Regions from separate parts of the Homo sapiens genome. Here region 2 is linked to region 1. A link is a loop called in an ENCODE intact Hi-C map of the cell type or tissue named here. Cell type or tissue: heart left ventricle. All regions are shown on one strand. Links, peaks and the distances in the headings refer to the core of each region. The heading gives the core; the rest is flanking DNA.

Region 1 (16,187 bases), core at 6,959-11,958:
AGAGCGAGACTCTGTCTCAAAAAAAAGGGAGGGGAATTTGCAGTCAACACCTACAGTAGAAGTGCATTCAAGAGGATCCACCGGACAATCTGCCCGTTCACTCATTCATTCACCCCTTGACTCATTCATCCAGCAAGGTCACTGCCAGGCCCTAGGGCAGAACTCTCCCAAGACCCATGGGGTCCTGCCTCAAGGAACTTGCAGCCCAGGGTGGGAAGCAGCTCACAAAGGACGAAATAAAAATAACTGGACTTGATCAGACTAGCCCCAGGAAAGGAAATCTATGGAGCGATGGGGCAGGCAGCAGTGAAGGGGCCAGGATTCCTCCCACGACAGGAGGGAGCCCAGGGCTTCTCGGAGGGAGAGTTAAACCGAGACCTGGAGTTCTAGAAAGGTCCCACCGTGGCAAAGACCTGAAGCGGATGCTGGAGGCTCCACCCAGGCTCCTACTCAGGACCCAGGCTGTCCTTGCTGTCATCCTGCCGAGAGGCTGGGCCCCCAACCCATAGTCAGTCCTCCTAGTTACAAACAGCCGTGTTTGAAGATTTTGTTAACCGAGAGAAACAAGGAGCTGGAGGATGAACACATGGGTTGTATGTGGGGCTGGGGTCGGATTCCACAAATCCCTGGCAGAGAAAAGGGTGCCCCAGGGGAAAGGGGCCACTGTCCAGGCTACCTCCAAGGTGGGGTGAGGGTGCTTTGCTGGCCAACAGCAGGCTGATTGGTTCTCAGCACACAGCATCTTCCTGCATCCTCCAGCACTGGGAGCCTCCATCTTCCAGACAAGAGCCCCCGGGGCACCCAGAACTGTCTCCATGGCTCCAGGCAGGGTAGAGACAGGCTCCTCTCCACCATCTTAGAGAAAGCCTCTTTGGGGCCACATACCCAGCCTGTTCCCAGAAAATGCCAGGGCCCCTGCAGCTCTGAGGTACAGCCAGCCTGGCCTGGCCAGGCCAGGATGGATGGAGGCAGCGGCCCCCTCTCCCCAGGCACCCCCTCACCCCTGGCACCTCCCCCTCCCCCGGCACCCTTTCTCCCCGACTCAGGGCCTCAAGGGCCCCTCTGCTGCTGTCTCCCATGAGTTTTCTCTCTCCTTGTCTCCAGACTTCCCTCTGCTTCTCCGTGGCCACCCACGGATGGCAGCCTCAGTACACCCACCAGCAGGGACTGCCTGGCCTCTGGGCCCTGGTCCAAGTGCCCAAGAGACCAGCAGGTTGGCCTAGGTGGGATGAGATGCCCAGCCCTGGTCCAAACAGCTCAGACCAGGGATTGAGTCCCATGGAACACACCTGGGTGACTGGATCCCCCAGGGAAACAGGGATGGTTTCCTGAGGGCTCCTGGGGGCATCTCAAGCATGGTCCCTGTGGCCACAATTCCCTAAGTGTGTTTCTAAGGTTTAACAGTGAATGCCCTGCCTGAAAAGGAGCGGACGCCCTGTCCCTGGAGAAGCGTCCGTGCTATAGAACGGCCTGGGTGGAATTGGATCTGAGCAGCTCTCACCCAGAGATGCCTTCCCCTTGTTCTCACTGGGTCCCACCTCGGGGCACCAGGGAAAGGAGCCATGGCAGTGGAGGGAGCAGTACTCGCTGTTGACTCCGGGAAACCCTCTCCGCACACCAGCAGGGTGGCATCTCCTGCCCAGCTTCCTGAAACCTGAGGCCCCCTAGAAAGCCAAGTCCTGAGACACAGCGTGGAGAGGCCGGGCCACTCACATCTGGGCAGGAGCACCACCCCGCACCCTGCAGGCCCAGGTACAAACCCTCAGCCACAAACAGAGACCCTGTCTTGCGCATGTGGCCAAATGCAGGCATCCAGGCCACATGTGTGTGCCTGAATGTGTGGCACAGGCCTGCCCAGGAGCACAGCCAGGCACACACATGGACAGTGTCCTGGGGTAGCTTCTTCCGCCGGCCCCCCATTCCTGGGCCAGCGGGGCTCTTCTCTCTGGAGAGAATTTCCCTATTCTCAAGGTAGGAAGACTCCTTCCTTCTCCAGCGCCAGCAGGAGCAGATGGGACAGACGGGGGATGTGGCCGGACAAGCATGGACTGTGCCATCTTTGAGGGGACAACCCCTCTGGGCCTGTTCCCTCCTCTGCCCCTGGCAACACCAGCTCCCAGAGCTAAGAGCAGGATGGAGGCCAGGGCATGCCTTGGAGTGGGGGGTCCCACTTCCCCCTTCCCTTGCTGGGGAGCAGCACTAGCCACCCCAGGGAAGGCTGCTGGGCCAGGCCAAGGGCAGGGGTCAGAGTGCTCCAGGTCAGGAGCCCCCCTGAAGATCCCAGCTTTCCAAAGCCCAGGCTCCAGAATCTCCCATGTCGCTGGCTGCAACATAAAATAGGTCATTGGCATAATCCTGGCCAAATTGGCCTCTTGCAGATCAGCCAGGCCACGCTCCCCAGGCCTAATTATCCCATATTTGGTCAATAAGCCATTAACACAGCGCCATGGATGTTAATAACCGTTTCATGAAAAAGTCGGTGTAATTTATGAGATCAACACTAGTTAACAAAATTAATAAATATTTCATTCGGGGAGATTTATCCCGATGTGCTCTCAGCAGGTGGACCAAGAGCCCTTGGGCAGCCCTGGGGAGCCGGCGGTTGGGAGAGAGGAAGTCCTGGCTCTCACTTGGGCCAATAAACATTTACCTCAAATCCTATCGCCATAAATCCACGGGCTGGACGAGGGAGTCCAGTAAAACCTGACTTAACATTATGTTCGGGCCATTAACAATATTTATATCGATGTCACTTCGGGGAGGGTTAGAGTCGCCAGGCAGGGCCCAGCGGCCATGACGGGAGCAAGCTGGGATCCTGTAGGAAGATGCATGCCCAGGGAGGCCCAGGGCATCGGGAAGAGTCCCAGAGTGGCTCTCAGACCCCTTGGGATTAGTGGTTCCCAGTTATGTGACCCAGGATGAGTTTCTCCACTGCCCAGAGCCACAGTCTCCTCATCTGTAAATCGGGAATATTAAAAATAACCATCCGGGCTGGGCGTGGTGGCTCACGCCTATAATTCTAACACTTTGGGAGGCTGAGGCAGGTGGATCATTTGAGGTCAGAAGTTCGAGACCAGTCTGGACAACATGGTGAAGCCCGGTCTCTACTAAAAATACAAAAATTAGCCGGGCATGGTGGCACACGCCTGTAATCCCACCTACTCGGGAGTCTGAGGCAGGAGAATCGCTTGAACCCAGGAGGTGGAGATTGCAGTGAGCTGAGATCGCACCATTGCACTCCAGACAGAGCAAGACTCCATCTCAAAAAAATAAAAATAAAAATAAAATAAATAACCATCCAGTGGGCTGCTGGGCAGATTAAGTCTCACGACACAAAGTAATCCCCAGGCACCAAGGGAGGACTCAGTCCATGGAAACGGCTGTAAGAACCATTATCCACAGAGAGAGCCAGGGGATGCAGCCCTCTGCCCAGACGAGAACCCTGGGAAGTGCACTCTGCCTCCTCCATTGGCAGCCTGTCGTCCACTGGGTGTTGTGCACACGTGACCTACCATCCCACAACAGTCCTGCAGGGTGAACACTCCTGAGAGCCCCATTTTCCGAAAGTGGAAACCAGGGCTCAGAAGGATGATGTGACTTGCCCAGGGGCAGCCAGAAGGAAGTGGTGGACCTGGACTTGAACCCAGGTCTGTGACTCCAAGCCTCCCCCTTCTCCCGCTCTGTCCCCCAGCCTGGGAGAGCCCTGGCCGGGGTTGGGTCCCTGCTGGGCCGGCCTCTGTTCCTCTCTGCCCTCCTGGCAACCACCTGGAGCCCTGGGCAAACGGACCTGTGCCCGGGGGAATGCCAGAGCCTGTTGTGGTTAAGGAAGTTTCCAGAATAACTAATCTGTTTTCTGTGGGGAACTTTCCACCAGGCATTGATTTTCACTCTCCCTGCCTGGGGTCGATTTGATTTGTGAGGAGAAGCTCTATCAAGAGGCAGAAGCAATTGTGTGAGATAAAAGTCCCTAGTATGACAGGCTCATCCACTGCTGAGGCCCAGGCTGGTGCTGCGGGGTGGGCGAGCGGGCAGTGGGATGGGCGGGGGGAGAAGGAAGGGGATGGGGGCTCTCTGCGTCTATCTCCTTTGTGACCTTGGCACAGAGTCACCCCTCCAAGCATGTGGCTTTGAGGCAGCAGCACCACCTAGAACACCAAAGACCGGGCTTCTGCTGCTCCTCCTGGAGGCAGGCGGGCTGGTGAAGTTTCTCCCTTACCTGCAAGGCTTCATTAAGCTGCACACTCCGCATGGGGCCCAGAGAAGTGAGATGCCCCGGGGGAGGCTGCACCCTGTCATTCTTAAGCATCCTGACCCCCATTCATTTCTCTTCACTGAGCCCCTGCCCTGACCTCACATTATCCTTTTAACAAACCTGGAAAGAAGGCCCGGGGCCTGGCTCATAGAGAATGCTCAATAAATGTTGGTGAAGGTATCATAATCCACATTTTACAGACCAAGAAACTGAGGCTCCTAAGGGTTGAGTGACTGCTTTGAAAGAGACAGAGCCAGGACTCAAATCCAGATCTGCCCCCGCTCCTTTATCCCGGAGCTGATGGGTGCTGGGATCAGTCAGGGGCTAAAAGGGAAAACGGGGACTACCAAGGGTCTCATACTCACCTGGGCCCTGAACTTGGGGTGGTGGATGCAGAGGAAAGAAATCATGAAGACTTTGTCTCCCTGCTTTTTCAGAATCATTCATCATTCATTCCTTCATTTAGGTATTCAACAACTTCATTCAATAGACAAATCTGGCTGGGTGTGGTGGCTTACGCCTATAATCCCAGCACTTTGAGAAGCCAAGGTGGGCGGATCACCTGAGGTCAGGAGTTTGACACCAGCCTGACCAACATGGTGAAACTTCGTCTCTACTAAAAAAAAAAAAAAAAAAAAAAAAAAAAAAAAACACCACCACCAACAACAACGAAAAATAACTTACCTGGGCATGGCGGTGGGCACCTGTAGCCCAGCTACTCAGGAGGCTGAGGCATAAGAAACACTGGAACCTGAAGGGCAGAGGTTTCAGTGAGCCAAGATCAGGCCATTGCACTCCAGCCTAGATGACAGAGTGAGACAACATCTCAAAAAAAAAAAAAAAAAAAGCAAATCTTTATGGTGTCCCCGCTGTGTGCCAGGAACTCCTCCAGGCGCTGGGGACACAGTGGTCAACAAAGCTGACATTCTCGTGGCAGAGACAGACTTTAAACAAAACAGATAAAAATGTGGCGCGTGCCAGATGGTGATGCCGTGGAGATGGGGGAGGGAGCTGCAGGGGTGGGGATGTTTAACAGGGAGTCGTGTGGGAGTGTGAGAGCCTGGGGGCAGCTCTGGGCAGAGGGATCTGCAAGCACAAAGATGAGGTGGCCAGTGTGGTCTCAGAGGGGACAGGGAGGTCAGAGAGGGACCAGAGACGCAGAGGGCATTGCAGGGTGTGACGGAGGGGCGGGACCTGGCTCGGGCCTTGGAGAGGAGCCCCCTGGCAGCTGGGTGCAGAATGGTGAATGGGTGAAGGCCACCTGGGTAGACGAACTTGGGAAGCTTTTGCGACAATCCTGGCTTGATCCAGGGTGGATCAAGAGGGAGGAGGTGAGAAGAGGTTTATTTCGGATGTGGAGTTTGAGAACAGCGAAGCACAGGATGAAGGCCCAGGCCCTCTGGCCCAAGGGCTGAGCACCTACTTAGCACCAGGTCTGGGAGACACCAGGAACAAGTGGTGGGACCACCCCAGGCTGCCGCCCTCTCGGTGCCTGTAAGTTAGTGGGAGGTGGTGGGGCAAGACCCCAAACAAACAACCACGAAAGGAGGTGCAAGGAAAGGCTCGGGGACAGAGGGTGGCGGGCTCTGTCGAGAAGGTCAGCTTCATTCCCTGCTGTGTCGCCAGCCCCCAGAAGAGTTCCCCCAGCTGATCCTGCCATGTGGCATGTCTACCAGGGTGCCCGCCCTGCTCCGCGACCATCCCTAGTCCCAGGATCCCAGAGGGTGATCAACTGAAGCGGGGATGGGTCAGGGTGGTTGCAGAGAGGGCAGCCACAGGGTGGGTTATGTTGCCTGGAGCGTTGGGGTTGGAGCTCTGGAAGGCCACATGGAGGGTAGGCCAGGCGGTAGGAAACGAACCCTGAGGGGCAGGCAGCTAAGGAGTCCTGCCTTTGTCCCACAGGCACGAGCAGCCATGGAAAGCTTTGGAGCCAGGGAGTGAAGGTTAGGCCAGCATTTCCTAGAGATCCCACTGGCAGCTGTGGGGGGACTGAGGGCTAGGCCCGCATGGGTGTTGCCGGTGGAGGGCATTTCAGGAGGCCTCGGCTGACAACGGTGGTGCATGACCCAGCGGGGCAGCCTGGCACCTATGGATTGCAACGTGGCCCTTGACTTTCCACTCCCACCTGCTTCCCAGGGGCCCCCGGACATCCCTGCTCCAGCCTCTAGCCTCCTGACCAGGCCGTGCCAGCTCCCAGGGACCCCTCTGAGTATCAGCCCACCAAGGTTTTTCCTGTGGTGACTGAGAGTTGTTGGCAGCCAAGGCAGAGAGAGCTGCAGGGTCTCCAAACCCATGTGCAAGGGGCTGAGGGTCACTTCCAACTCAGTGGGTGGGGTGGGGCATCTGGAGAGAGACTGCACCACTGGGGCCCCCAAGGATGCTCCCAGGATGTGCTGGGCATCCACGGGAGAGCCGCTGTCCCTCTCTGGGCCCAGGCTTAGGCTGTTCTGCTGCACAGCAAGGGAGTTGGAGAAAACATGAGCAAGGACTATGTTTTGAGCACTCACTGATGCGGGGGGCTCTGACTGCTTCATCTCATTGCCTCCCCTCCCAATCCTGAGGGGCGGAGAGGAATCCCACCCCCGCTCCTCAGGGGAGAAAGTACAGGGCAAGACAAACAGGCCCCACCCGAGGCCACACAGCAGAAGGTGGCAGAGCCAGGATGGAAACTGGGTTTGGGGGCTCCAGGGGCTGCCACACACCCTGCGCTGGGCCACCCCGGGAGGTGCAGGCAGATAGGACTCTGCTCCAGGCCCCAGACAGCACAGGGCTGACTGCAGGGCCCTTCTGTCTGTCCCTCCTGACCTGGAATCACAGCCTGGTGACTCTGAGCAGGTGAGGTCACCCCTCTGCCCTCTAGGGTGCCCCTGGGCTGGTGAACACCCATCAGGATGGGGCACGGAACGGTCACTGAACAGGGGCCCTCCCTGCCCTCAGCCCGGATCTGCACAGTCCTGGGCGGTCCCTGAGCACCCCCTCCCGGACTTGGCACCCCATGGTGCAGCGAGGGGGCCACCTTTCAGGGGATGCAGTCCTGAGGGGAAGCCTTGCTCTGCTTCTCTCCCACTGTGTGGCTTTGGACCGGTGACTGCCCCATTCTGAGCCTCAGTTTCCTCTCTGTAAGATGGACTTTCAACTGTTCAACTGTTCATTGACTAAGTGCCTGCCATGGGTAGTTTGAGAAGCTTTCAACACAGCAACGAGCAGAACAGACAAGGCTCCCAGCCCTCCCTGAGCAGACCTTCTAGCAGAGGAGAGAGAGACCCCACATGAACATAGGAGGTGTCAGACAAGCCATGCGGGGACAGGAGGGACAGGAGAGCAGGACGCCGGGGCAGCTACAGGATTGAACAAGGTGCCCGGGCAGGCCTCCTCTGAGAGGTGAGACTCCTGCAAAGACTTGAAGCAGTGGGGGAGGGAGCCACATGGCTACCTGGGGAAGAGTGTTCCAGACAGAGGGCAAGCCCGTGCAAAGGCCCTGAGGCCAGACGTGCCCCAGCAGGGGTTCAAGGAGCAGGAAGAGGACCCATGTGCCTGGAGAGGCTGGCTAGGGAGACCAGGACAGAGAGGTGGGGGTGGGCAGGGCACCCCGGACTTTGGGCCTGTAAAGAAATGAGAAGCAGGGAGGAATCTGTGAACGAATGCACATCAGGCGTTACATAGCCTGCACATGGTAAGTGCTTAATTAATAGGAGTTATGATCACTGCTACTTATAATTAGGTGATTTCTGACCTGTTTTCGGGGAGTGTGAGGGGTGTCTTAGGGTCTCCGCCTATGGGCAGGAGCTGTATTTGAGCAACCCAGCCTATCCCCCATGGGAATGGGGGTCTGCAGCCCTATCTCAGCCTCTCCAGAATTTTCCAGGGCCACACAGGGCCTCGGGAAGTTTGGGGAGTGACGAGGCGGAGCCACTGTCAAAATGGCATTAAATCAGACCCCCAGCTCTGGAAGAAATCGCACCAAGAAGTTGTTAATACCTTTATTATGGGCTGAAATGTATTCACGATATTAAAAGACATCCCATTTCTGCCCCCTGTGTCACATCTGAGATGTAGCGTAGATAAATGATATATCACCGCACGAGATCTACCGAAACCATTAGTAACCATGACATTTTGACGTCAGATTTTTTAAAATTCCTAAGTAATCTTTTTGATTTATGAAATGCTGTCTGGGTTCATCGAGAGAGATCTCAGATTTATCACCGCCTGGTTAGAATTATTAATGATTTTCAATTTGTAAATCTGAAGTCGAGAAAGTCTGTGGGCTCAGGGTGAAAACTCCCACCGTCGAAGGCCCAGCCTCTCCTCCAGCCTGAGTTCCAGCACAGAGAGATGGTCCTCAGCCCCAACATTCTGTACACTTGACATTGTCTCCCAGCAAATTCTCTTTGTCTGCAGCATGCAAGACTGTGGGGGGATCAGCTGCAGGACCTGCCCTGGGTAGAGGTGTCAGCCCCACTCAAATAGGGGATGTCCACTCCTTCCCCCCGACACAGAGCCCTGCAAAGCTGCCCCAGGAGATTTGGGCAGAGGCAGTCAGTAGCAGACAGCCCTGCCCTTGAGCCTGGTTCAGGCTTCAACGCAGCTGTAGCCTCTCACACCACTGAAAAGCCTAGAGCAGCCTGCCCTTGCCCACGGCAGCAGCCACAGAGCCCACACTGTTTGCAGAGCCCCACACTGCCACTTCTCCATCTCATCCCTGTACCTGCCTCTCAGCCTTACTGCTGTCCCCTTCAAACCTTCCATCTGCCTCCCTGTTCTGGAAGCCACCCCAGCCTGGGCAGGGGGCAGGGAGCAACACTGCTGGACCCCCAGGCCTGAGTCTGACTCCACTGGGGTCCTGCACAGACCCAAAGGGTCTCATGACTCTAGCTTGTGCCCTAGGCCACCTCAAGCTGTGTCAGAATCCCCCAGGGGAGATTTCAAACCTGCCAATGCCCAGGCTGCCCCCCAACCAACTGAATCAGAATTGCCAGAAGGGGCTGGGCACCGTGGCTCACGCCTGTAATCCTAGCATTTTGAGAGGCTGAGGTGGGTGGATCCCCTGAGGTCAGGAATTTGAGACCAGCCTGACCAACATGGTGAAACCCCATCTCTACTAAAAATCCAAAAATCAGCCGGGCACCGTGGTGCACGCCTGTAATCCCAGCTACTTGGGTGGCTGAGGCAGGAGAATCGCTTAAACCCAGGAGGCAGATGTTGCAGTGAGCCGAGATGGCGCCACTTCACTCCAGCCTGGGTGATAAAAGTGAAACTCTGTCTCAAAAAAAAAAAATTGCCAGAAGGTTCCAGTGTGCAGCCAAGGCCGAGACCCAAACCCCTATATCACCACCATCCCATTCCTCCCTCCCTGTAGCCACCGCCTAACTTATACCTCACCCTTTCTGTCCGGGACCAAGAAAGTCACTCAGTCTCAAGTCTGACCCACTCTGGCCCATCCAACTTATGACAGTCCGAGCCCACCTGACCATGGCACTCTCCTGCCTACACATTCGATGGCTCCCAAGGCCCTCAGGGGGAAGGCGATCTTCCTGCCCTGCTCCCACCGAGGCAGGAGAGGGCCACAGGTAGCATGATGCCCTGCGGGGAGCCACCTGCAGGACAGAGCCAGACCCAGAATCCTCCTCCCGGCCCGATCCACGGGAACCCCACCAGCCAGCTTCCCTGACCAGAGTGAGGGCTTAGTTCCAGGGCCGCCCTCCTACCTGGGCAGAAGGAAGGCCCATGGCAGGGGTCCCTGGGGAGTGAGTTTCACCTGCCACTCACCACTCAACAGGGTGATGGGACTCTGCTCACTCACGCCTGCACCTCAGGTGTGGGTGACATCATTGTTCCCATTTCACAGATAAGGAAGCTGAGGCTCAGAGGGGCACACGTCTGGCCTGAGGTCACACAGCTGGGCAGCAGAGGAGCCCGGGGACATCTCTGGCTCCAGATACCATGCTAAGGGCTCAGACTGTGGCCTCACACCAGAGGCGGGTGCAGCCTCCTGGGCTCCCAGCAGCTAGGCATGGAGAACACAGACGGCAGGAGCCATCCAGGCTCGGGGACCTGCCGGTGGAAGACGGAGCAGGGAAGCTGTGGGAGGCAGAATGTCTTTCGGCAGCAATAGAAAACCAACACAGGCCTGGGTACCTGGAAGCAGGGCGCCGCTGTAGCAAATGCCTAAAAGTGTGCAAGCGGCCTCGGAATTGACCAGTGAACAGAGGCTAAAAAAATCTGGAGACGCATGATAGAAAAGGCCTAGGTTGCCTGGAACAGGCTTTGGGTAGAAATGTAGCTGTTAAGTAGACGCTCCTCGCTCTCCTCAACCTCAACCCTCACTGGCAGAGGAGGATGGGGGTCAGGGGCCAGGCAGAGGAGGGAGGTGTGGAGGTCTCAGTAGTGGAGAAGTTTCAGGGGTGAGTGCAGAGATGGACAACACCTGGAGAACTGAGACTGCTAAGGATCCGGTTTGAACGGGAGTTCACATGGGCACTGGAGTATTTATTACATTGTGATGGGGGAGCCACAATGAGAGACCGACAGTGAACCAGGGGCCTGAAAAAAATCAGTGATGATGATGGTGGAGATGGTGATGATGCTGATAGCGATTCTACTGCTGCTGATGGCTATAAAGATAACGAGGGTAAGGATGGTGATGGTGATGGTGATGGTTGTGGTGGTGATTGTGGTTACAGTGATAATTATAATGATGGTGATGATGATTAAGATGATAGTGAAGCTAGTGAGGATGGTGATGATGATGATAGTAGTGAGAATAATGATAGTGATGGTGATGACGGTGATGGTGGTGGTGATGGTGATGGTGATGGTGGTGGTGATAGTGATGGTGGTAGTGAGGATAATGATGATGATAATAGTAGTGAGGATAATGATGATAGTGATGGTGGTAGTGGTGATGATGGTGATGGTGGTGGTGGTGATGGTGGTGGTGGCAGTGGTATGAGTGGTAGTGGTGGTGATGATGGTGGTGATGTTGGTGGTGGTGGTAGCAATGTGGTGATGGTGGTGATGATGATGGTGATAAGGTAACCTGCTTGAAAGTACCCAACTCAGTACACCAAAAAAGGTGAATTGTTCCCTCTTCATGACAACCAGAAGTTTTGATTCTAAGCCCAGACTGCAGGGGCCTTGTCTCACCTCCCTGGGGAAGTCAATACCTTCTTGGCATTTCCAGAGCTACCCTGAGCCCCACCTCCTCCCTACTCTTTGTTGGAGCATCAGGCCAAACAAGGGATGAAGCAGGAACTTCCTCTGGGGAGGAGAGAGAGTTTGGAGCTCAGCTCAAGACTAGCTGGAGCCTGAGGGAGGGAAGTGCTCTGGGGAAGCAGGAGCTGCTCCCAGGTTCCTGGACATCTGTGGTGATGGAACCTTGAGTCTCTGCCTTGAGCGCTGCAGAGAGGGCCCTGTAGTAGGCTCTGGAGCCAGTGGAGGGGCTTCCCAGTGGGAGGCATGTCCAGGACCCGTGGTAGAACAGCCTGACCTGATGACAGGGTGCAGGCTTGGGGACAGTGTCATGCCACACAGCAGCAGGCCAGAGAACCAAGGAGACCTGTGCCTGGAGCATCACACCCACCTGGGACTCTGGAGGGAAGGAGGGAGGCCCTGAATCCCTGGGAAGTGGATGTCCAGGGACCAGGCCCAGATTCCTTTTTTTTTTTTTTTTTGGGTTGGAGTTTCGCTCTGTCACCCAGGCGGGAGTGCAGTGGCGCGATCTCAACTCACTGCAACTTCCGCCTCCCTGGTTCAATTGATTCTCCTGCCTCAGCCTCCCAAGTAGCTGGGATTACAGGTGCCCGCCACCATGTCTGGCTAATTTTTTGAGACAGGGTTTCACCATGTTGCCCAGGCTGGTCTCGAACTCCTGAGCTCAGACAATCCGCCTGCCTCAGCCTCCCAAAGTGCTGGGATTACAAGCGTGAGCCACCGCGCCCAGCCCAGACTCCATTTAATTTAGAATAGTAAAAGACACACACACCACGTAACATGACCACACGCAGACAAGACATGTCTCACACAGTGGGCCACCCCCTTGCATTCACACCTGCACAACATTGTGTCACAGGCCCACATGACACTGCTCAGAAACACACAGAAGTCCACAGTGCACACAGGGACATGCATGTGACACGTAACATAGTGTGCTCACAGGCCTAATGATGACCTTCTGAGACTCATTCCCCACAGTGGCAGGGGCCAGGTATTGTCAGGGTGCCAGACATCTGTGCTGCTTCTGTGGCCGCCAGGGTTAAGGAGGCAATATTGTGGGAGTCCTTATTTATTGTTATACATCGCCGAGTGCTTTGAAACTCTCATTTTTTTATAATGCACAAATTAAGCAACTGTTTGGAGTTGAGCAGACGCCAGGGGACCAGACAGATGCAGTGGGAGGGGAGAAGCCTGCTAAGCATGGTGGGGACTGGGGGCTCAGGGGCAGCCTGTGGCCTCCCGAATAGCAGTTGGCTCATCTGTTCATTTGGACAATAAACGTGGGTTAAACAGCTCCTGGTGGTGCTTCCCCAAAGGAGGTTCCTGGCTTGGGTGCCCCAGACACCCTGACTCAGTAGTGCTCATTAATAAGCACCTACCGTATATAAGAGGGTGAGTTTCATGATGTGTAAGCAAGACCTTGTTCAGTCCTCACTCAGCCCTAGGAGGGATGAACCCATTTTACAGAGAGGGAAGCTGAGGCTCCGAGAGAGGACACATGCCCAGATTACTGCAGTGGAGGCTGGACTCCAGAGGCCAAGCCCCTCCCATTCATTCACCACCACCGTCACCCGGCTTGACACACCTGTCTCAGACTGCAGTGATGTGAGGGGCAGCCTGGCTTCCTGGGATGGGCCCCACAAGCTTGCAATAGAATTGCCCCTTTACACAGCCAGTGTTTTCTGAGCCCTGGACCACCCACTCTAGGCATTGTGTAGGTGAAGCCGGGAAACTCCAGGCTGAGCTTGAACACTTGCCTCAGACCAGTCCATGACACTGACCCTGGATACAGTCACACACATCTTAGAGTTCCAAAGACCCTGGCTCCCTTGGTCCTCATCCCCGTGGGAGGAGGGCAGGTTCGGCATCCTTGGCCCCTGCCATAACTGAGGCTCAGAGATGTGATAGTGTGTGGTCAAGCTCACAAGCGTGGAGTCAGCACAGCAGGACTGATCCTGGCTCTGGGCACTTAGGCAAGAAGCTCCCTTCTCTGAGCACGGTTTTCCCATTTGTAAAATAGGGCAACTAAATCTGAAGAAGATGATATTCAACAAGGGCTTAGCCTAGGACCTGGTCACAAGAAATCATCATGGGTCACTAGTGGCTGCTATTCCTCTTCTTATTATCATCATAGAAAATTTCCCAGAATCTTCCTGCAAATCAGCATCAAGAGAGATATTCTCATCCCACTCAGGTTGAGGCCAAGAAAGACCCAGCAATTGATGTTTGATAATTTGGGCAAAATGTGCTCCAGTGATGTAGAAGTGCTCTGAACTGAGCCCACGAGGACAGTGTGGGGCTCACAGCTCTAACAGCTTTGCCTCCACCCATACTCTGCCATGCTGAACAGCCAGGGTGTGGAAAAACACACAATACAGACTGGAACAGCCTTTTAGGGGAGATTTGGGTTTTTCAAAAATTTTAATGCATACACCCTCTGTATTAGTCCATTTTCATATTGCTATAAAGAACTGCCCAAGACTGGGTAATTTATAAGGGAAGAGGTTTAATTGACTCACAGTTCCACATGACTAAGGAGCCCTCAGGAAACTTACAATCATGGCAGATGGTGAAAGGGAAGTAAGCACCTTCTTCACAAGGCGGCGGAAGAGAGTGTGTGTGAAGGAGGAATCGTCAAACACTTGTAAAACCATCAGGTCTCGTGAGCACTCACTCACTATCATGAAAACAGCATGAGGGAAACTGCCCCCGTGATTCAATCACCTCCCACTGGGTCCCTCCCTTGACAAATGGGGATTATGGGGAATACAATTCAAGATGAGATTTGGGTGGGGATGCAGCCAAACCCCATCACCCCCTTGACTGAGCAACTCCATTTTTACAAATTTGTCCTCTAGAAATGTTCAGATGTGTCCTCAGTGATTGATGTTCAAGATATTTATGAAGCACTGTGGGCCAGAGCGATAAGCTGTCAACATAAGTGTCCACCAGTGGGAGAATAGTGACATGAGGACACATGTCTACCACAGAGCACCATAAAGTCAATACCAAAGACTGCAGTAAGTACCTGGGTAGAAATGTGAAAAGACAGCCGGGAGTGATGGCTCGTGCCTGTAATCCCAGCACTTTGGGAGGCCGAGGTGGGCACATTGCCTAAGGTCAGGAGTTCAAGACCAGTCTGGCCAACATGGTGAAACCCCATCTCTACTAAAAATACAAAAAAATTAGCCAGGCGTGGTAGTGTGTGCCTGTAATCCCAGCTACTCGGGAGGCTGAGGCAGGGGAATTGCTTGAACCAGGGAGGTGGAGGTTGCAGTGAGCCAAGATCGCGTCACTGCACTCCAGCCTGGGAAATAGAGCAAGACTCCATCTCAAAAAAAAAAAAAAAAAAGGGACATTCAGGATGTATTTCTTAAAAAAAAAAGGAAGGTTGAAAACTGTATAAAATAGTGACATATATATGTATGTGTGTGTGTGTGTGTCATATATATAATTGTGTATGTGTAATGGGAGGTAAGAAAGATAGGAGGGACTTCAAGTTTCTGGTCCAGCATGTAAGAAGTGTAGAAGTTGACACTCTATCCTTACAACAGGTAAAATGCTGAACACACTGAAAAATCAACAACTCTTCTTAGATTTGCCAGAGAAGTAAGGTCACAAAACAAACAGCTGTCCCAAAATTAAAGAGACAGACAGGGCAGATTCAGAGAATCACAACTTACTGGAGCAGAAAACCATGAGCAGAAACATCCGCAAGAACCAGCACCAGGGTAGGAAAACCTTAAATGTAAGAAATAACTTACTAGGAGGTCAAGATGGACAAGTCTGAGAGTTGAAAACTCCAGGGGACCCAATCATGAGAGGCACACACATTTTTGTGAGTTTTTCCTCTAGAGCTGTACAAGATTCTCACAGTAAATATTGGAGAAGAATCCCCTCATGCTTCCAGTGAGGGAGGGGGAAACAACCCATTTTAAAATACACCAGATCATTCTTTTCTTCTTCCTTTTTTTTTCTTTCTTCTTAGATGGAGTCTTCCTTTGTCACCTAGGCTGGAGTGCAGTGGCATGATCTCAGCTCACTGCAACCTCCACTTCCTGGGTTCAAGCAATTCTCCTGCCTCTGCCTCCCGAGTAGCTGGGATTACAGGCACCTGCCACCATGCCTGGATAATTTTTGTATTTTTAGTAGAGACGGGGTTTCACCATGTTGGCTAGGCTGTTCTTGAACACCTGACCTCATGATCCACTGGCCTCGACCTCCCAAAGTGCTGGGATTACAGGCGTGAGCCACCATGCCCGGCCCATTTTTTTTCTTCTTAACAAGGACCGCTTGATATGGTTTGGCTGTGTCCTCAACCAAATCTCATCTTGAACTGTAGTTCCCACAATCCCCACATGTCATAGGAGGGACGTGGTGGGAGGTAATTAAATTAAGGGGGAAGTTCCCCCATGCTATCCTCATGACAGTGAGAAAGGAAACATCACTACAGATCCCATGGACACTAAAAGAATAGAGAAATATTATGAACAAGTCTATGCACACAAATGTAACCTAGATGAAATGGGCCAATTTCCTGAAAAATGAAATCTGCCAAAATTCACACAAGAAGAAATAGACATCGGAATAGGTCTATATCTATTAAAGAAATTGAATCAACAATTAATAACCTTCCAAAACAGAAAGCAGATGGAAAATGTTACCAAACATTTAAGAAGGAAATTATACCAACTCTCTACAATCTTTTCCAGAAGATAGA
Region 2 (16,187 bases), core at 4,592-9,591, 49 kb after region 1:
GGTAACTTTTATATTCTGTCAGTAACACATCTGTCTGTTTCCCCCAACAAATTCAGTATTTCTTGGGGAGAAGAACCCTATCTTACTGACCTTTCTTTGCCACAGTTCCAGGCATAGTGCCTGACATATAGTAGGCACTAAGTACCTATTGAGCAAATTAAGAAAATAGCCAAAAATCCTGGTAAGTACCTTTGGCTAGATCAAATTAACTTATTTAAACTGTAGTTTCTACTCTCAAAACCCACACTTATTTTAGAAAAATGTGTTCTCCACATAGCTGACAGAAGAATTGGGAGAGAAATCAAAAGAGAAGAAACAAGGAAAGCCCAAGAGCATCTCTGGAGAAGGTTTCTGGATGCAAACATCACAGAATCAACAGAAGTGGGAAGCCAGGAGGCTTGAGCAAGGCGCCTGTTCTGACCAGGTATCTTCACCCTTTGGACTACATTGTCTATCTTCTGTTCACTCCTCCCTATCCACTCTCTACCCTGTCATGGGCCCCAGGAGGCTGCCCTGGGTGCCCTCAGGCTTCTGGCCAATAGTAGGCACTGGCGGCAGATGGGAAGGGAGAAGAGTGAGGTCACAGTATTTGTTCCCCTGACTCCTGCACTATAAGGCTGCCTTTTTTCAGGTCTCAGTCACTGGCCTTCTCCACACACCTCCTCTGTCTTGAGATCTACTGACCCTTCCCTCATCTCTTCAGGCCAAGTGGGTAACAGAACCAATCACTAGTATTATCCTTTGTGGTTTCCCTACACTCTGCCCACACTATTGTAAATAGTCACTTGCTTAGTGACCTTGAGCAAGTCATTTTACCTCACTTATAAAGTGTCCTCCAATTATTCCAGTTTGAGTGTGACATCTGTTTTCTGCTGGGACCCTGGCTTATATATTGGCCTATTAGCCTCAAACGCCTCATGGAAGCAAGGCAGCGGAAAGGTTAGACACAGTGCTGAGACTAGCATGAGAAAAACTGATAAGAATACTCAATTGGAAAGAAGAAGAGAAGGAATAGGTAAAAGAAGGCAAAGGGGACAAAAATGGAGGAACCACAGTTCTGATTATGACTTCTTCCAGGTATAGGGAAACTCAAAAACCCTAAATCTAAGCTGCAAATTCTCTCTCCTTTCTTTTTTTTTTTTTTTTTTTTTTTTTTTTTTTTTTTTTTTTTTTTTTTGAGACAGTCTCACTCTGCAGCCCAAGCTGGAGTGCAATGGCATGATCTTGGCTCACTGCAACCTCCACCTCTAGGCTCAAGTGATTCTCATCCCTCAGCCTCCCGAGTAGCTGGGACTACAGGCGTGTGCCACCACGCCCGGCTAATTTTTTGTATTTTAGTAGAGACGAGGTTGCCCAGGTGGTCTTGAACTCCTGAGCTCAGGCGATCCACCCGCCTCAGCCTCCCAAAGCACTGGGATTACAGGTGTGAGCCACTGTGCCCAGCCTGAAAATTGTCTCTTTATCCTTGTTTGGGTATCGTATCAACTGAGTGTTAGAGATTTCCTCAAAATAGTCAATTCTAAAATAAATATAATACCTGACATCACTGGAGCAAGCTTTAAGCACCACACCAATCATGGTACTGATTGTTTGTAGAGAACAACAGCAACAAAAAAATCAGAAGCTTCCCTGTTTTCTTTAAATCTTGCAGATATGCCTCATCTGTACTTCATGCTATAGCATCCTCAAAGCTCCCATTTTTTACAACCTGCTCTTTTATTCTCTGCGCACTGTTTAATGATGTCCCACCTCCACTGGGATACACAATCAGAGCTTTTAGAACAGAGGGTCTGTAGCCTTCTTTTAAGACATGTGAAAGAACCGTTTTAACAAAATAGCTGCCTTTTCCTTCAACTTGTTTCTGGTTTACCAACTGCATACTTGCAGTAGGAATCTACTTCTGCCTTCTGTCTACTGCCAAAGCAACTGAAAAGGCCTTTATGTATAGCTGAAAAAAAGTACTGTAATTTGATAGTCATCTTCTTTTTTCCTGCTCTAATTATTATTTTAACGGGCTTCTTCTTATTTTAATAGTTTTTTTAATAAGGAAATCTTACTTACAAATTTTAATTAGCTTACTGAATATTCACTGCTTTGGAATAAGTAGTTTAATGAGTAAAGAGACCTCAGACTACTAACTAGCCCAGAGTCTCTAAAGTAGCTTAGCGGGAAAATGATGCAGCCCTAGTGATATTATCCAAGGTCCGTGCCTCACAAACCAGCACTCTGCAGCCTGGGCCCTGGGGATGAATGAATCACACTGCCTCTTGCAAGAAAAAAAGTAAGACTTCAGTTTCTCCCCTTTTATTAAGAATATCTGTGTAAAAATCCCCAAGTCCCCTACTCACTAAGGCTTGTGACCCTTGTCAAATCACTTAACTTCTCTGAACTTCAGTTTCCTCATCTGTATGGGTTAGATTGTGATGTTATTTATATTAGACTATTATAAAAGCAGGTCTTATTTGCCTCTTTAAGAGCTCTAAAATATGTTGGTTGAGTGAATAAATACCATTTCTGGTTCTCATTTTTGTTTTTAAATCAATCCTTTCTTTACAGTACATTTCAACTACAGTAGAAATGAAGAATAAGTTAACATTTTTCATTCTAAAAACACCTAGCAGAGAAAATACAGCCAGTTACTCAAATTCAAAATTGGAATTAGGAGAACGATGAAGTTTTTTACAGCTTAGTAACTTGAATAATCAATGTAAATTAGCTCTATTCCAAAAAGTAAATTAATATCTGCTCTACTAATTAAGAGTATGTGACAATTTAAGTATGATTCTCAATGCATATGACATGTGAAATAGTTTCTTCTTTTGTCAATTTTCAGGGTGTTAGGTAAAAGAGGAACTCCCTTTTGCTTACTTAATCAAAGCAAGTCAAGAAATCAGAAATTTCAAATTCTGGTTTAGCAAATCTCTTTCTCACACATTCTACATCCAACCTATCAGGAAACCCTGTACCTTCACAATTTATCCAGAACCCAGTCACATCTCATCATTTCTATCACAAATACTCAATTAAGTGAACACTCAAGTGTACCCCAACTGATAGCTCTGCTTTCCCTTGCCTCCCAGGGTCTAATGTCAGTACAGCTGCCATGGTGATCCTATAAAACTTAAGTCAGATCCATGTCACTCCTCAGTTCCCCATCTCACAGTGAAAGCCCAAGTCATCACCATGGCCTAGAAGGCCCATGAACCATTTATTTGGTCCCCAGCATCTTTAACTTCATCTCCTACTACTTGCTCCCTTGCTCAGGGCACTTCTACCTCAGGGCCTCCGTACTTGCTGTTCCCTCTGCTAGAATGTTCCTCACTGATTATCCACATGACTTGTCCTTCATCTCCTTCAAACTAACCAAAAGATACTTCCTCAGGAGGGGCTTTCTTTACCACCCTATTAAAAATTGCATCCTCTAACCACTTCCCTCCTTCATTTGTCAAGAGCAACTATCACTTTGTAACTGACTGTCTTGTTTACTTATATGTATACTCCCACAAAAATGTAAGTTCCATGAAGGCAGGCTTGTTTTTGTTATGAAAGTAAACTTTTTAGTCAAATAAAATAAAAATATACAAAAAAGGGCCACACATCATAGGTATAGAGTTTAATGAATTTTCATAAAGTGAACATACCCATGGAACTAACACTTAGATCAAGAAATAGTTCTTCCTCCTTCCAATCACCATTCCCCCAAAAATAACTATTAATCTGATTTCTAACCCCCAAGGTTAATTTCTCTTGTTTTTCTATTTTTTATAAATGAAATCAAGTTTTTCCATTTTTTATAAATGAAATCAAGCACTTCTTTTACTTAGCATTATGTAGTTACATATAGTTATAGTTCATTCATTCTCATTGTTAAATAACATTCCAAATATACATAAATATACCATACTGGTTTACCTATTTTCCTCTTGATGGACGTTTGCATTGTTTCTAGTTTTGGCTATTACAAATACTGTTACTAAGGATATTCCTATACATATCTTTTGGTGAGTATGTGTACACATTTCTATCAGGTAGGACATGGGTCTGTCTGGTTAAGTTCACTGATGTCTCTTTCATCCCTAGCACAGTATTTGGCACATAATCAGCATTATTCAATAAATGTTTATTAAACGAATGGAAACAGTCTTTTTAAATTCTGTTACTTAGATTTAATAACTGACATGAGACTTCCTTGCCTTATATATGCAGGTTTGTAATGCATAATAATTAAATTAATCTCTGTAAACCTGCCACTAAAATTAAGAAAGACTGTTAGTAATACTGAAACTCCTTGATTGTTCCTTCTTGATCCCATCTCATTGGATTCTTTTTCTTCTTTTTTTTTTTTGAGACGGAGTTTTGCTCTTGTTGCCCAGGCTGGAGTGCAATGGCACGATCTTGGCTCACCCCACAACTTCCACCTCCTGGATTCAAGCAATTCTCCTGCCTCAGCCTCCCGAATAGGTGGGATTACATGCATGCACCATCACACTCGGCTACTTTTTGTATTTTTAGTAGAGACGGGGTTTCTCCATGTTGGTCAGGCTGGTCTCAAACTCCTGGCCTCCCAAAGTGCTGGGATTACAGGCGTGAGCCACCACACCCGGCCCTTTTTTAATTTTATCATTGCCTTTCTTTCCTTTATGTTTAACCACATATATGTCTCCCCTGACAATATGCTGTTTAGCTTGCTTGGTTTTAAACTTCCTAAAAATGTTATGTTACGTGTATTCTCCAATTTGCATTTTTCACTCAACATGAATTGATACTTGTAGATCATTCTTTTTCCATTGCTGAATAGTGCTCCATTGTGGGATTATAACACAGCATATTTATCCATTTCTCCAGTCCGTGGACAAATGGTTTGTTTCAAATTTTTTGCCATTTCAAACAATGTTACTATGAATGTTCTTACCAGTGTTTCCTGAAATACAGACAAGAGGTCTTCTAGAAATTGTGGGTTGAATGGTATATGCATGTTCAAATTTATAAAATAATGTCAGAAGTTTTCCAAAGTGGCTATATCAATTTACATCCCTACCACCAATATTATAAGGGCTCCTACTGCTACACATTCTTGGTAGCAGAATGTGCCAATCTAGGAAATATAAGTTTGAAATATAAAAATACTGCAATTTTTAATCATATTTTCCTGATTCCTAATAAGAATGGGGATCTTTTCATACAATTGACCATTTCTATTTTTTCTTCCATGAAATCCTTGTTTGACTCTTTTGCCTATTTTTGAAATCGGTTCTTTGTCTTTTCTTATTAATTTATAGGAGTTCCTTATATATTTTGGATTTTAATCCTCTGTTGCTTATACACTTGTAAATATCTTCTTGCAGTGCGTGGACTGTTTCTACAGTTTAGAAAATATTTTATTTGAAAATAATTTCAAATGTGAAAAAAGCTGCAACAATAAAAATAGCATAAAGAATATTTGTATATGCCCTTCCCCTATTATTATTTTTCCCCATTTGTTTTATCTTTGTGGGCACTCATGCTGTGTGTGTGTGTGTATGTGTGTTTATATACACACACACACACATATACATGCAAACACACATTTTTTTTTTCTGAACATCTGAGGCTAAGTTATACTCATCATGGTCCTTTACCCCTAAGTCAGTCAGTGTATATTTCCTAAGTCTAAAGAGATTCTCTCACATAACCATAGTACAATTATCAATTACAATTTATTTCAGTAAATTTAACCCAATAATATCTTTTATGGTATGGTTTTCCCCACAGTACAGAATCCAGTCTAGGGTAAAGTATTGCAATTACTTGTCCTATCTCTTTAGCTTCTTTTAATCTAGAACATTTCCCTGGCCTTTCTTGGACGTTTTTAAAGAACAATGCTCCTTCCCCGCTTTTGTCTTCAATAGAACATTCCTCATTTGGGATTTGGCTGGTGTTGTCTTGTGATTAGACTCAGGTTATGTTCTTGGATGAAATACTACACCCAATGTCCGTCTGCTCCTCCTTGGTGATGTTGATTCCAATCACTTGGTCAAGTTTTTGTCCCATTTCTCCACTCTACTATTACTTTTTTTTTAAATCTCTTGTAACTTTAAATGGTCTATGGAGAGACACTTTAAGACCATGTTCTTCATCTAAATTTTCCTCTAGATTTAATATCTATTGATAATTATATCTGATCCCATCTTTACTGAATAGTTGTATCATGTTGATGTTTTCAGTCTTTATTAAGTACTTTGATAAACAAAAGTTCTACCACTGAATCTATCAGTCTTCTCTTTTGTTCCTTACACATTTTATGTCCTGTTTAAGGAATTCTAGCCTGCCCTCACAGCACTAAAGATATTGCCTTACACTTCTTCTGAAGTTTCCCTATTATTATTATAAGCAGTTGCAGTAAATAATAGATCAGAGTTTCATATATTCTAAATCTAGTAAAAATAGTGTTATTCCAGTTGCCTGTTTTCAGGGGGCTTCAATATTTTTAAAGTTGGTTTTCTCTATGAACAATTTCTAGATTCTAAATTTAATTGTATTTCAGTATGATTTACATTTTAAACAATATTTTTTCTCTTTTGAAAGTAGTTAGCCAAGTGTAGTGGTTCATGCCTGTAATCCCAGCACTTTGGGAGGCTGAGGCTGGAGGATCACTTGAGGCCAGGAGTTCGAGACCAGCTTGGACAACAGGGTGAATCCCTGTCTGTACAAAAAATTTAAAAATCAGCTGGGTGTGGTGGCGTGCCTGTAGTCCTAGCTACTCAGGAGGCTGAGGCAGGAGGATTGCTTGAGCCCAGGAGTTCAAAGTTACAGTGAGCTGTGATAACATATCCCTGCACTCCAGCCTGTGTGACAGAGCGAGACCCTGTCTTTAAAAAAGAAAAAGCAAAAGCAGTTGACCTGTCAGGCCTAGAACAGAAATTCTTTGCTTTCACTTTTTAAAAACTTAAACAAAAGGCCATTAATTTATAAGCATAACTTATTTCTGAAATTCTGTGTTTGAAAGGCTGACCTGGAAGAAACAAGGTCAGAAAGTTTGCTTTTTAGACAGGGTAACAGAGCTATATCTATATTATTTCTACCTCTGTACCTTTTTCTCAGCAATTGCTAAAAAAAAAATTCAAAACATAATAAAGCTATTTTTCCATAGAAAACAAGTGAAATAAATTTAATAATTAACTGTTTTTTTTAAAAAAAACACACTGGTAAGTGGGTTCCTAGCCTATTTTAGAAGTTAAAACTCCCTAGTTCAGAACAGCCAGAAGGAAACCTTTTTATCACTTATTCCACAAGTGTGTATTGAGCACACTCTACACTACACACAAAGTGTGAAGTACTACAGCTAATGAAAACTCCAGATTCTATTGTTTTTGAAATAGATGATATTAATCTGTTTTATTCTCTAATGGTGCATATACTATAGAATTGTTTTTTAAAAAAGAGTGGCAGCAAGAAAATGCTTAAACTCATCCACAAACATTCAAATTCTAAGTCAGAGAGTGGTTGTGAGAACAGGAAAACCAGGCGTGGCATCATCATCCGGTGTTCGGCATGAACCTAATCCTTTCACTAATGTTCAGGGAAAAGGCATTCGTCATAAAATCCTACTTGAAACGATTCTTCTTTTAATTTTGTCTTCTCTGGCTAACCCGGCATATCATATTATTCCTCCATATTTCATATGGAAGTGAGTAACCCAGTTAGTAATGTTTTATATAATATATGTCTATGTAAGCTGGTAATCCAAATCAATTATATTCCATTTCTAACTGCGTAAAAAGAAATCAAGATATACCATTTCATAAGAGAAATGACAATAAACCTTGAATGAAACCTTAGTTATGAATCAAAGTTTGCTCTTGAGTTTCTACAGAAAATAATGCCAAAAGAGGAGCTGGAAATCATCTTACACCCAGGCCCTATTCCCTCAAATAACAATGACTTCATACACTGATATGAGACCCTCATTGGAACTTGAAAGGGATCTTTAGTATCTTGAACTTTATCTACAGTACAAGTATTTATTTAGAAACTACTTTTAAAAGTGGTTTCATGTGACCCCTAGTGAACACTGAAATTTTTGACAAGCGTCAGTTTTTCCTTAAGTTTCACTACAAAAACTGGTTGGTAAACTACTGCTTTTGCATGCTATAAAGAAATGCTCTTCAAATGTCAATCTATTAACAATAATATGAACATTTATACAAAATTGTATTTTAGAGGTAATGCTAATACGATATATTTATGTTCTAAAGAGGTACACTTGTTTGTTAATTTATTTGTTTCCAATCCTCAGTCCAAATACCAGTCTATCTGACTAAAACTAAATGTATTTTTGTTAGAAGATGACAACTAACTTCAGGGTCAGAAATTATTATAAATAAACATTTTTTTAAAAACCCCAAAATCAGAAACCCTGAAAGCATGAATTTAATTCTTGTGTTTAATGGATAATAAGGAAGCAAAGAAATCCTTGGGATTCAAACATTGTAGTATGTTACCAAGAAAGGGCCTGGTGAATTCCTCAAAGCTTTCACCAAAGAGTTATATTAAATTTCCTTTTGGCAACAAATAAATTGGTTTCTTGCTGGTAGAAGCTTAGGTCAGTCATCTAAATCAGGGAAACCAGGAATACATGCCATTTACTGGAGAGTCACTTAAGTGTAAACTGCGTCTCTCCCCATGGCATGTTTATGTCCTCTCTAGAGAAGATTTACACTGGGGAATGGGGGTGGTGGTGGTCTTGATTCTTCGCCACTTACAGTTTTTCAAAATTATCTAAGGTTTAAAATCTTGCCTAAAACTGTGGAAATATCTACATTTTCCTTATATCTTTTTTGATGATAGAACATTTGGATATGAAATTTGATAATAATGCCCTGAGGAAGGAATGAGGTTCCTGTCTCCACAGGGAACAAGACAGACCCATGGGTCCTTTCTCACCTGTGACACTGTGATGCTGCATTTCTTGGCCAGCTCCTCTTTGGCTTCTTCACTGGGGTAGGGGTTGCTGAGGTGTGAGTAAAAATATTCATTCAAGATTTCTGTGGCCTGTTTACTGAAGTTACGCCTTTTCCGTCTATGACAAGAGTGAAAGAAAATAATTGCAGTTACAATCAGCATTAACCTAAGAGGGATGGGTTAATTAGGATGATACCAAAAAAGTAGATTTCTCTTTTTAAACATCCTTAAGGTCTAATTTATTTCTGTGATATTATACGTTATGTTCTAGACATCCTCCAAGGCATTATCCAACTCATTTTAAGATGTAGGATCACTGAGAAAAATACCAGACTATGAAGCAGACTATTGTGCTTCATTCTTTGAAGACCTAATATTTTAGATATTCAATGAAGATCCAGTGAGAACAAACAAGGTCTATCAGAGAGCTTACAGGGAAGAGGACTGGGCAGAGGAAGAGTTCTGAAACAGAAATATCTTGTCTAAAGGGTTAGAGCAGGTTGGGGCACCGTAAAAGACAGGGAATGTGTGAGATGAGTCTGGAAGGATGGGCAGGGGGCAGATTACAGAAGCTCAGTGGAGCTACAAGAAGTTTTGGATTTTATGCTGAGTGCAATAGGAAACTATTAAAGGTTTTAAGTTTTATGTTTTTAAAAGATCATTCTGACTGCTGAGAATAGGTGGAGGAGCGCATGAAAGGAACTGCAAAGCCCATTTTAGGAGATGATTGCACTGGTCAAAATGAAGATGATAGTAACTTGGCACAAGGTGAGAGCAATGAAAACAAGACTCAAGATCTACTTGAAAGGTAAAAGCAATAGGACCTGATGATGTATTGAATGGGAGGAGTGAGTGAGGGAGATAGAGAAGGAAGTTTAGGAAAAAAAAAATGCATTGGGAAGGATTTCTAGGTTTTTCTGCTTAAGCAACTTCCTGGACTGAGGTATGATTTCCTTCACTAAGCAAAGAGGAGAGAACAAAAAGTTATCTTTTGTTTTTGTTGGGAAGGGGGTAACAGACTTTCAAAAGATCAAGCATTTATTAACAACATATTTCAAGTAGCAAAAATGTCATTTATATTTGGGTTTTGTTATTAAGATTTTAAAGAATTCCAGCCTGAAAATTATCATTTGTCAGAATTCACTTTCAATTAAGTACTCCAGTAATTAGAAAATACCTTCCCCAGATAATTTTCTTAATACTTTCTTCCAAATAATCTTAATTCTTCTCAATTGTGATATCCCACAGTCAGAAAACACAGAGTCAGTAGGCTGTTGTATAGGTATGCACTCTATGAGATTCTTCTAGTCAAAATGGTGTCATTCATATGGCAGGTTAAGTATGTGATCTACATTTCAACATTAAGGGAGAGTCAAGGGAGCAAGAAATCTAGGTCTGATCAAAACAACTCAGGTTTTAGTCCTGAAATGTCTTAATTTCAATAATTTTTAGGAGGGTTAAACTATTGTTTTCTAGAGGATGAAGATGAGATTCAAGATGTATTTGGGGATTAAAATCAACAGGATTTGATGATGAACTGGATGGGGAGGTGGTAAGGGAAGACAGGGAAGGAACGGAACGAAGACAAATGCACCAAAAAGAAGAACAGTTAGCATTTTTGCAGGAGTCATGTGTTGCTTGAAAAGAAAGACAAGGTCCCGAGGTGAGAGCACATTGAAGAGGTACACTCTGATGAGTAGGTGCATGGGTAATGTCTAGACTAGATACTGAAAATGTCAAATTTATGGACATTATCTGGCCCATAGACATTATTTATTGAGACCACACAGTAATTACCTGCTCATAAAAATCTAGGTTTCTGACTTCTTATGAAAAATTGGGATACCAACAGTACTGGGCCCATGTTCTCAGAAGGCAGCTCTAGGTTAAAGCTGAGTGATAGCTGCCCCCTTAGATATGCACCTGCCTGCTCCAACCCTCCTTGTCCCTCCCTGTATCCCTGCTTCAGCCACTCCACTCAATTCCACTATATGTAAGCAAGCTCCTGGTGCCCAGGAGCAAGGCCCAGGGTAGATGGGAATAGATGACACAAGTGCATTTCTTTGGGAAATAGCGACGTATGAAAGGAGGATCAAAAAGAAATATATCTAGAAAAGCAAAGAGAAGTTTGGCTCACATCACTTTTGCCCAGGGGTGGTTTTTAACAAACTTCAAAACACCTCAGAGAACAAACGGAATAGCTCACCGGACATTCTGGCTGTGTCCAAACTACAGCACTTCTACTGGAAGAGGAGACGGACCTACACAAATTTATTCTTAAATGTTTTGCATTGGTGCATGCTTCGTCTTGTCCAATTATGAAGCAAACATGAGCATGGGAAGTCAGAGTGAGCAAGGGAATCATATATCTGACTGAGCATGTTTGCCTAGAGCAGAGCCCCTTGCCTTCTCAGTGCAGAGGGCTTGCTGGGAGGCACTACAAGAATAGATGGAACCAAAGCTCAGTATTTGCATTCACTTGAAGGCACAGGAGAGAACTTGGTCTTATACGTTATTTATTTTTTAGAAAGCATCCTGTAGAAAATGCCCATTAAGCATTTCCCCTCAGTTTCACTCCCCCAGGGTTCACCACACTCTAAATGGCTATGCCTCAGGCCAGTGTGCAGTGGCACATCAGTCCAGGCCTGTGTTCCATCAGCATCACAACATTACTAACAGCAATCTCTATGGGAGAAGAGACTCTGCTCCAAGCTCTGCCACTCTCTCATTCTGGCCCTGCTCACTTTAGGCTGTTAATACACTTTCTCTTCATGGAAGAAAAATAAATCATTTAGGTGTATACATTATGAATGCAGTTATTTAAAAAATAAGCATGCATGTTGACAAGAATGGGAAAGTATCAGCAGAAATAAGGATAGCAATTATGTTAGAAAATATTTCTTTCTATCAGACATGTTTTACTATCTTTGTTACATAATGCTTTTTATTAAAATGCTCAAATTAGACAAATAATTTTAAAATGTTTTTTGTCGTCTGATGCTACCTCTCTAACCCTGATTTGAGCTGTTACAAAGTATTAAGTGGAATTATTCATTCATCTGGCCAGTCAATAAATTATTTTTGGTAGCCTCTAACATGTAAGTCATTTGCTAGAATTGTGGGGAATGCAAATGTGTAAGTCTTGGCTGTTGCTTTCAATGACACTGTGGCTTACTAAGGGAGAGAAGAAATGTTCATGAAAAACTACAAGAAAAAGGAGCCTACATGACTTTCAGTCTGAATAGTTGCGTAAACATAGTATAAGTGTTCAAGGGAAGGAAGGGCTAGTCCAGCAGGGTGATTAAGGTGGATTTTCTGAAAAGCGAGCATTTAGACCAGATCCGGAACGATGAGCAAGATCTCACTAGATCCAACAAGTACAAGCACTGGTTCCATTCCGGGCTCCATTCCAGATACCCTCACAGATGATGACTCATTACTGGTAACCAGCTTAGAGAGACAGTTTGTTGTGGGAGCCAGGGAAGTAAGTGGTTAGACTTAGGAAAAGAAGGAATTCTAAGCAGTAGAAACATAATTCCATGAAGCATTTCATTTTGGAAGAAACACAGGAAAGAACAATTTAGTGATATATAAATAAGAACACTGAAAATGTTCAAACTCAGATCTAATAATTCCATTTCTAAGAATTGATCCTTAGGAAATAATCCTAAAGACCAAAAAGGTTCAATCAATGAAGATTTTCATTAAAATGTTAGTTTAAATAAAAATCTATCTAAAATAGTACCCTCTCCATTTTCTCTCCCCTTGACTTGCTTTATTTTTCTGCATACCACTTATCACCCTATTACATTTAATTACATTATTAAATAGAATGTTATGGTATATTTGTTCACCTGTTTACTGTCTGTTTCCTCAAGTAGAATATAAGCTCAATTGGGGCAAGTATATTAATCTGTCTTGTTTACCAATATATCCTCAGTACCAATAAATATTTGTGGAAGGAAGGAAGAAAGGAAGAAATTATATGAAAATTAATAGTTGGCTGGGCATGGTGGCTCCTGCCTATAATCCCAGCACTTTGGGAGGCAGGATAGCTTGAGTTCAGGAGTTCAAGACCAGGCTGGGCAACATGGTGAAACACCATCTCTACAAAAAATACAAAAATTATCCGAGCATGGTGGCAAATGCCTCCCAGCTACTCGGGAGGCAGAAGCAGGAAGATCACTCGAGCATGGGATGTCGAGGCTGCAGTGAGCCATGATAGCATCATTTACTGCACTCCAGCCTGGGTGGAGTGCATAGGGAATGCATAAGGGAATGCTAAGGACATTATTTATTTTATATCCATTTGGTAACTTCAATTGTTAAAATGCTATTAATAATTAGAGCTTATACTACATGAAAATGTTCATGTATTCATGGTAAATTTTTTAAAAAGCAGACCAAATTATGCATATTGACCCATCACAGAAATATTTCTTTTAAAAAGCCCCCAAACAAACAAAAAGAGAGAGAATATTGTAAAACATTTATAGTGATTTTTTCTTTAGGTAATAAAAATGAGGTTAACTTTTATCCTTCATCCTTTTATTCCATATATTTTCCAAACTTTCCATAGTGAGCTTGGCATTTTTAAAATAGAAAAAAGAATAATAAAATCTTCACAACAACAAAGAAGTAATGCAGACAGGAACAGGCCTTAAATGTCAGGTTAAGGAGTGTATATGTGAAGTATGCATGTATCGAGCATTGGAAAGCTACTGTGGTTTTCAAGCAAAGCAATCATGGTAGCACGGTGATGTTATAGAAACAGACAAGGGATATGGAGGATGGGCTGGAGGGCAGTAGGACTGGAGACAGGGAGACTAGTAGGTACTGTGCTAGCCCATGTACAAAAGGATGGGCAGGAACTGAGATGAAAATAAAGAGCTAAAATGAAAAACACTGAAAATGCTCCACACACTTTGTTTTCCAGTTGAGAAGCTATCTTAGTTATTTCCTTTAATACTGTGAGATTTGGATGATAATTATCACCTCTGTCAGATTCCATGGGAGAAGAAAGAAAAACAAAATAGAAACTTCTTTCCAAAGCTGCAGATTCATCATAAGCTTTAGCAATGCCCCGAGAGGCATCCCTACAGGGGCAGCGTACACTATGACGTTGACAATTCTTCTGTTCTGTCACTCAGTAGGTCACTGTAGACAATTTATTACCATATACAATATATTACCTAACTCCTGTGAAACTTGGGGAAAGCTTCAGATAAAGGGAAATTTTCATCCTTACAGGAAAAATGGTAGGCTTTCTTTCTTGATTTGGAAATACAGATTCTGGAGTTTTGTGGTAACTGCTATTAACTGAAATGCCACTTCCTTCTTAGGAGTATCAGTATCTCCAAGTATTTTCCCATATTATGCACAACCCGTGTAACATTAAGAAATTCTTACAAAATACCCCTTGTTAAAACAGTTATATGCAGAAAACTATCCTTAAAAATACCTTTTAGCATCAGAATGGAAAGGCTACATATTCCTAAAGTCATTAGCAGAGACACTAATCCTATTCATTTCCTGAGTCACTAAACTGGCAGCTAACCCACATTACCATTCCCAGACAGGAAAGCTTGACAGCACAGGAACCATGAGTTGAATTACCTGTCCATTGTACAAAAGACTCATATGGCCAAAAGAATCTAAGACCAACTGGTCAGTTTTACAGAAAATAATACACAAGGAGTGACAGACGGGGGAAAGCCATGCAATAGATTTATGGCTTCACATACCTGGCATCAAGGAACCTTGATCTTAAAATCATAACTGCTTCACAAGTGCTTTGTTTGAGCTGCATCTGAATGGAACTAAATTTTCGATGGATGATGCCCACCATTCTTTCAATCTCTTTTGGAGAAATGGGACGTGTTCTACTCTGTTCTCGGAGAAGGTTCATCACATGTGTAGTAAATTCATTACATGCCTGTAATGGGAAAAAAAAATCACTCCTTTGGAAACTATCTACTATCACACGAAGACATTCACTCATCTGAATTTACACCTCATTTGCATTCACCAATAGCATTATACAGTGTGTAGGGTAAAATGAAAACTAAGACACTTGTAAAATGGTAGTAATAGTAGTTAAGGCAGCAAGAATTCTGAAACCGTGCATGGTCAGACGTGCAAGGAGACAGCATTCAACTACTCTTCCCACCCACCCCTGTCCAGTTCCAAAATGATGTTTTCCCATTCGAGGATGCTCCCTATCAATTCCCATATACAAGTAAAAATATATGTTAATTGTTAATACTAAGTACCACCTATTTTCTCTGGAGTTTTACATTTAATCAACAAATGCTTACTGAACAACTACAAAGTTCAAACTCTTGCCAGTGCTATAAGGAACACAGAAATGAGCAAGATGCAGGCCTGGCCTTTGGTGAGAAAAAATGTATAAAAAACTAATTCAGTGCAAAGACTAACAGGAAGATATTAAGTTCCAAGGAAGGAATATTTTCATCTGTAGGCTTCACGGATTGAGCTTTAAACAATAGGTAGCATCTTTGAAAGGTGGATAAAGATGGAAGTCAGGAGGAATTCCAGGTACTAGAAATAACAGTATGTTGCAAGTTCAGAGAATGGCAAATAGGAATACAGATAATATGTAAAGAAGCAAAAGGATTCAGGTTTGAATTAGCACATAAAGGGCCTTGCGTGCCAAGCATTCCAATGACCTATTATAATTTAGCTGTAGTGCAGGCCTTTAGTGGATATAAGCCATCTCTGTAAAGCAGCTCAACTCTTCAAGGGATGTCCAACAGAAAATAAGGATCAGATCTGGGTCTCAAACTTTTTAGTTAACAATCCTCAGGCCGGGCGCGGTGGCTCACGCCTGTAATCCCAGCACATTGGGAGGCTGAGGCGGGTGGATCACGAGGGCAGGAGATCGAGACCATCCTGGCTAACACAGTGAAACCCCATCTCTACTAAAAATACAAAAAATTAGCCCACCGTGGTGGCGGGTGCCTGTAGTCCCAGCTACTCGGGAGGCTGAGGCAGGAGAATGGCGTGAACCCAGGCGATGGAGCTTGCAGTGAGCCGAGATCGCGCCACTGCACTCCAGCCTGGGCAACAAAGCGAGATTCCAAGATTCTGTCTCAAAAAAAAAAAAAAAATCCTCAGACATTGTCTCTTTCAGTACATACACAAAAACACACACACACACACACACACACACACACATTTGTTTCCCCTAATATTCAGAGTCTCACTGTGTCACCCAGGCTAGAGTG

What was found. Hi-C counts contacts between places; a loop is a spot of excess contacts. Peaks named below come from ENCODE experiments on the same cell type or tissue, not always from the same donor. Only the 100,000 strongest peaks of a DNase experiment are listed, where the experiment ranks them.
Region 2: a loop joins it to region 1, with 5 times the contacts of the local background. A loop is called at or near these places in 1 of 110 quality-filtered maps.

The regions. Positions count from the first base shown.
Region 1 is chr9:125,980,156-125,996,342 of GRCh38, reverse strand. No RefSeq gene overlaps it. Among named protein-coding and RNA genes, the nearest start is that of PBX3, 240 kb to the right of the region's middle. RefSeq lists enhancers at 6,621-7,426, 7,427-8,233. In heart left ventricle, for the core only: no CTCF peak of the experiment used is centred there; a DNase peak (open chromatin) is centred at 9,852.
Region 2 is chr9:125,928,343-125,944,529 of GRCh38, reverse strand. PBX3 (PBX homeobox 3) reads right to left here. Exons shown (of 9, transcript NM_006195.6): 4 at 14,685-14,875; 5 at 8,923-9,058. Among named protein-coding and RNA genes, the nearest start is that of PBX3, 190 kb to the right of the region's middle. In heart left ventricle, for the core only: no CTCF peak of the experiment used is centred there; no DNase peak of the experiment used is centred there.